Regions from separate parts of the Homo sapiens genome. Here region 1 is linked to region 2. The links are chromatin contacts, found by Hi-C or POLR2A ChIA-PET in ENCODE. All regions are on one chromosome and are shown on one strand. The core of a region is the stretch at or near the end of the contact, and the rest is flanking DNA. Distances in the headings are between cores, read along the strand shown.

Evidence for each region. A loop is a pair of places that touch in the nucleus more often than their neighbours do. ChIA-PET counts read pairs that join two places held with the same protein, here RNA polymerase II (POLR2A). Pooled maps may share reads with other maps.
Region 1: a map of ascending aorta shows a loop between it and region 2 (2.4-fold over the local background). The contact joins the promoter of SSPN-AS1 here to the promoter of KRAS in region 2. A Hi-C loop is called at or near these places in 1 of 168 maps with a recorded cell type or tissue (ascending aorta) and 3 of 50 pooled maps. POLR2A ChIA-PET finds 5 or more read pairs at or near these places in 1 of 52 experiments (GM10248).

What each region holds. Positions count from the first base shown.
Region 1 is chr12:26,270,417-26,273,116 of GRCh38, reverse strand. It overlaps SSPN-AS1 (SSPN antisense RNA 1), which reads left to right and starts at 1,290. Exons shown (of 4, transcript NR_187469.1): 1 at 1,290-1,454. All of the region lies in intron 1 of LOC105369705 (a long non-coding RNA gene), which reads right to left. RefSeq lists an enhancer at 929-1,148.
Region 2 is chr12:25,249,621-25,252,320 of GRCh38, reverse strand. It overlaps KRAS (KRAS proto-oncogene, GTPase), which reads left to right and starts at 1,392. Exons shown (of 5, transcript NM_004985.5): 1 at 1,392-1,570. RefSeq lists silencers at 832-1,681, 1,742-1,791.

The DNA.
Region 1 (2,700 bases), core at 41-2,540, 1.0 Mb before region 2:
GGAGGGCTGGGATCCTCAGTTCTGTGAGAAAAATACAAAGGACCATAAGCCCTGGTGAGAAGGGAGAGTCTCCCTGAGGCACTAGTAAGGAAGTGACCTGGACCTGGACCTCCCACTCCAGGACATTTTAACCAGCCCTGTGTCAACAGAGCATGCGCAACCCAGAGGACATTTTCTTTGAGCCCCACTTTACAGTCTCATTTACCTGGAGCCTGGCTGGGCTCCATCAGCCCCCATTCAGTTAAGAAACTGCCAAAGGAGCAGTTTATCCATATGCCTGCAGGATATTAAGGGAAATGAATTTTGTGTTCTGGCTGAGAGGGCCTCAGTGGACACTTCCAAAAGGAACCCTGATTCACAGTATTTGATACTTGGTTATTGGCTTTGGTAGAGCTTGGTTTTGTGTTCTGTCTTCTGAGAGGCAGGTACTGGACACCAGAAGCAGCAGGATAATGGCCCTGAAGGAGTCCTGACTGCAACCCCCTGACCACCACCACCGGAGAATTTGCTCCAGCTTTACTCTCTTCTGATTTTCCAGAAATCTGGCATTTTAAATAGCTATTTTGTGTTGGCCTCTTTTCTTCCTTTCTAAAAAGTATGTTTTAATTAAATGTTCTTTGGTTGCTGGCTAAGCTAACCCCAAAGGTTGGTGTCCCTGGTGTGGGCGGGAGAGGTTGAGTTCACACTGCCTTTCAAAGCAGTGCCAGTCCCTTCTGCCCTCTGCGAAGCCCACGTGAAGGGAAGACAATGGGTTACTGTGGGCCACAGAGCCATGTCCCCTCACACTGCTCTCCCCTCAGGGCTGCCAGGTGTGGTTGGGGCCTGAGACAAGCTTCTCGCCTCATCATTCCTTTCGAGGCAACACTTAAAACAGAGAGGGCTTCAGAAGGAAACAGCACAACCAGCGTCTCAGCACATGCGGCAATTCAGAGAGGAAGTACGTTCTAGAACAAAAATTAAACCCTAAACCTATAGGTACCAGCTCCATCCTGCCATAAATGCATCATACGCTTGGAACTTCCAACACAACCCCGAGAATGCTGCTCGCTCCCACGAGCTGACGGCAGGCCTGGCCCTCCGCCAGGGAGTTCACTTGCAAAGCTGGAAACTCCCTAACTTAAAACAATGTCTGGGTGTTTTCTGCTTCATAGGGGCTCAGAAGGAAGGTAAAAAGCTCAGTAAATTTGTTGTTTGACATCTCACTCTGAGTACTGTGTGTTTCATCTGCCTTCACTCTCACAATTATTATCAACTTGCTGGCTATAAAAGGCAGGGGCTACAAACTCAGTGAGCCAAATGCAGTGCTTGCTTCCTATCTGTGGTCCATTGCATAGCAGTGTGCTTGGGTGCTGCGTAAGACAATTCCCCCCAACGCCTCCAAAAAATAGGACATGGTCCACTGCAGGAGTTCATAATCTAGGAGTCCAGAGAGTCCAGGCTCATCATCCCTTCAGGTATGCATTGCTAAAACCCATTTTCTTCTTATTTCTTCATCTTTTTCCTCTTCTTTCCCCATCTCTCTGCTTCCTCCCCCTTCATTCCCTCCTTGCCGTCTTCCTCCTCCTGGTCCTCCTTTACTGAGCTAGAGGTAAGAGCACACAGCTCATCTTTCACTGCTGTTGGGGTCAAGAGTAAAGAGGAGTGACTTGCAGTTGTCTTCGAAATAATCTTCCCTTCCCAATCCTACTTATCTTAGCTGAAGTTGGGTTTTAGGAGAAGAGGGTGATCAAGAAGTTAAAAGAAATAAATGCAGGAACACTATATCAAAAAGTATTTGCTAGCACTGAAGAATATGGGTGAAGACAAAAATGGTGAGTCATGGAATTCCAGAGCTGAAGACGACTTTGGGTGCTGTGAACTTATCTCCTCACTTTACAGATAAGAAAAATGAGACCCAGGAAGTCTAGTGACTTACGCAAGGAGAGAGAGTAATTGTCAAAGGCTCTAGACTCAGCCCTTCTTGTTTCTAAGTTGGTGCTTCTAAGTCAATGCTCTAGATAACAAAAGTCATTAGGAAGATCATCCATGGGCCTAATCCTACCCCACCTTTACCTTTGTCTGCAAGTTCTTTCCTCTTATCCCATTAAATTAAAGGAAACTCCCCAAGGATGTTAATGTAAGCTTCTATCTGTCAATTACCTCTCCATGTAAATGAATCATGTGGGGATGGTGGAAAGGAGAGAGCACTTAGTTAGGAGTTCTGACCTGTCTCCAATGATCCAGATAGCCTTGAAAAGGCATTTAGCAAAACAATAGAAACCATTGCTGTTCAATACAATTATAATTTAGAAAGTCATGAATGTACGCCACTGCGTAATTCTGAATTTTCTTATAGTCATATTTTAAAAAGTAAAACAAAACAAATGGGATTACTTTTAATAGTATTTTTTATTGGACCTGATCTATCCAAACTATTATTACTTCAGCATGCCCTCAATAAAAAATGTATTAATGAGATTTTTTACATTCTTTTTTTTTTGGTACCAAGTCTTTGAAATCCTGCATGTGTTTTACAACCACAGCACACCCCGGTTCAGACTAGCCATTCAAATGCTCAGTGGCTACCTGGGACTAGTAGCTTCTACATTAGGCAGGAAAGACCTAGAGTTGCTTTCTCATCTATAAAAATGAAAAAAATGGCACTATCAGGGGTTTTCTAACTGCCTCTGCTTAGAGTCCTAAGAATTCTATAGAGGTAAC
Region 2 (2,700 bases), core at 143-2,642:
TTGTCGTGATGATTAAATAAGATGATACGATAAGTGCAAAAGATTTAGCTTGTACTTAACATAGAGTAGGCACATTTTCTCCCCTTCCCTGTCTTTCACTTTTCTCTTCTGCCCCTTCCACCTGGCGCTAGGAGGGGGAGACTGGAATAAACCTTGCAGATTACAGCCCGTGTAAGAGTAGAAAGGAAAGGATGACAGTTGATGTAAAGCCTTGGTTAACAGACATAATAGCTGGGATTTAAATTCAGCTTTATTGGTGGTTTATGATGTGGACTAGAGGAATGGAACTGAAAGTCTCGGAGGAGGGGCGATCCTATCAGGTACAGGCGCTGCTTTTCCAGCCCTCAATCCTCAAGACTCTCCCAAGATACATTTCTAGGTAGTTTATCAACACAGACTCCGGGTATGCTAGCATGTTTAATTGCCCCATTGTTTAATGTCTTAACTCCACGAACTTTAACTGATTAATCTGTCTTCTAATTAATGTTTGAATGACTCTCCTCAGGTCTAAACTACCAAGGCCATCTCTACTTAAAAACAGTTGTCTTTTGTTTGTGATTTCAGGGGCCCTGGGTATAAGCGAAGTCCCTGTTTAGAGACCTTGTGATGGGTTCAAAATATCAAGAAAGATAGCAAAATATCACAAGCCTCCTGACCCGAGAAGATTAGCGTTGAAAGGGTCTGTCGTGTTTGTTTGGGCCTGGGGCTAAATTCCCAGCCCAAGTGCTGAGGCTGATAATAATCGGGGCGGCGATCAGACAGCCCCGGTGTGGGAAATCGTCCGCCCGGTCTCCCTAAGTCCCCGAAGTCGCCTCCCACTTTTGGTGACTGCTTGTTTATTTACATGCAGTCAATGATAGTAAATGGATGCGCGCCAGTATAGGCCGACCCTGAGGGTGGCGGGGTGCTCTTCGCAGCTTCTCTGTGGAGACCGGTCAGCGGGGCGGCGTGGCCGCTCGCGGCGTCTCCCTGGTGGCATCCGCACAGCCCGCCGCGGTCCGGTCCCGCTCCGGGTCAGAATTGGCGGCTGCGGGGACAGCCTTGCGGCTAGGCAGGGGGCGGGCCGCCGCGTGGGTCCGGCAGTCCCTCCTCCCGCCAAGGCGCCGCCCAGACCCGCTCTCCAGCCGGCCCGGCTCGCCACCCTAGACCGCCCCAGCCACCCCTTCCTCCGCCGGCCCGGCCCCCGCTCCTCCCCCGCCGGCCCGGCCCGGCCCCCTCCTTCTCCCCGCCGGCGCTCGCTGCCTCCCCCTCTTCCCTCTTCCCACACCGCCCTCAGCCGCTCCCTCTCGTACGCCCGTCTGAAGAAGAATCGAGCGCGGAACGCATCGATAGCTCTGCCCTCTGCGGCCGCCCGGCCCCGAACTCATCGGTGTGCTCGGAGCTCGATTTTCCTAGGCGGCGGCCGCGGCGGCGGAGGCAGCAGCGGCGGCGGCAGTGGCGGCGGCGAAGGTGGCGGCGGCTCGGCCAGTACTCCCGGCCCCCGCCATTTCGGACTGGGAGCGAGCGCGGCGCAGGCACTGAAGGCGGCGGCGGGGCCAGAGGCTCAGCGGCTCCCAGGTGCGGGAGAGAGGTACGGAGCGGACCACCCCTCCTGGGCCCCTGCCCGGGTCCCGACCCTCTTTGCCGGCGCCGGGCGGGGCCGGCGGCGAGTGAATGAATTAGGGGTCCCCGGAGGGGCGGGTGGGGGGCGCGGGCGCGGGGTCGGGGCGGGCTGGGTGAGAGGGGTCTGCAGGGGGGAGGCGCGCGGACGCGGCGGCGCGGGGAGTGAGGAATGGGCGGTGCGGGGCTGAGGAGGGTGAGGCTGGAGGCGGTCGCCGCTGGTGCTGCTTCCTGGACGGGGAACCCCTTCCTTCCTCCTCCCCGAGAGCCGCGGCTGGAGGCTTCTGGGGAGAAACTCGGGCCGGGCCGGCTGCCCCTCGGAGCGGTGGGGTGCGGTGGAGGTTACTCCCGCGGCGCCCCGGCCTCCCCTCCCCCTCTCCCCGCTCCCGCACCTCTTGCCTCCCTTTCCAGCACTCGGCTGCCTCGGTCCAGCCTTCCCTGCTGCATTTGGCATCTCTAGGACGAAGGTATAAACTTCTCCCTCGAGCGCAGGCTGGACGGATAGTGGTCCTTTTCCGTGTGTAGGGGATGTGTGAGTAAGAGGGGAGGTCACGTTTTGGAAGAGCATAGGAAAGTGCTTAGAGACCACTGTTTGAGGTTATTGTGTTTGGAAAAAAATGCATCTGCCTCCGAGTTCCTGAATGCTCCCCTCCCCCATGTATGGGCTGTGACATTGCTGTGGCCACAAAGGAGGAGGTGGAGGTAGAGATGGTGGAAGAACAGGTGGCCAACACCCTACACGTAGAGCCTGTGACCTACAGTGAAAAGGAAAAAGTTAATCCCAGATGGTCTGTTTTGCTTGGTCAAGTTAAACCCGAAGAAAACCCGCAGAGCAGAAGCAAGGCTTTTTCCTTGCTAGTTGAGTGTAGACAGCAATAGCAAAAATAGTACTTGAAGTTTAATTTACCTGTTCTTGTCCTTTCCCCTATTTCTTATGTATTACCCTCATCCCCTCGTCTCTTTTATACTACCCTCATTTTGCAGATGTGTTCTACATCTCAAGAGTTATTACAGTACTCCAAAACAGCACTTACATGATTTTTTAAACTTACAGAGGAATTGTAGCAATCCACCAGCTAACCGCCTGAAATAGACTTAAAC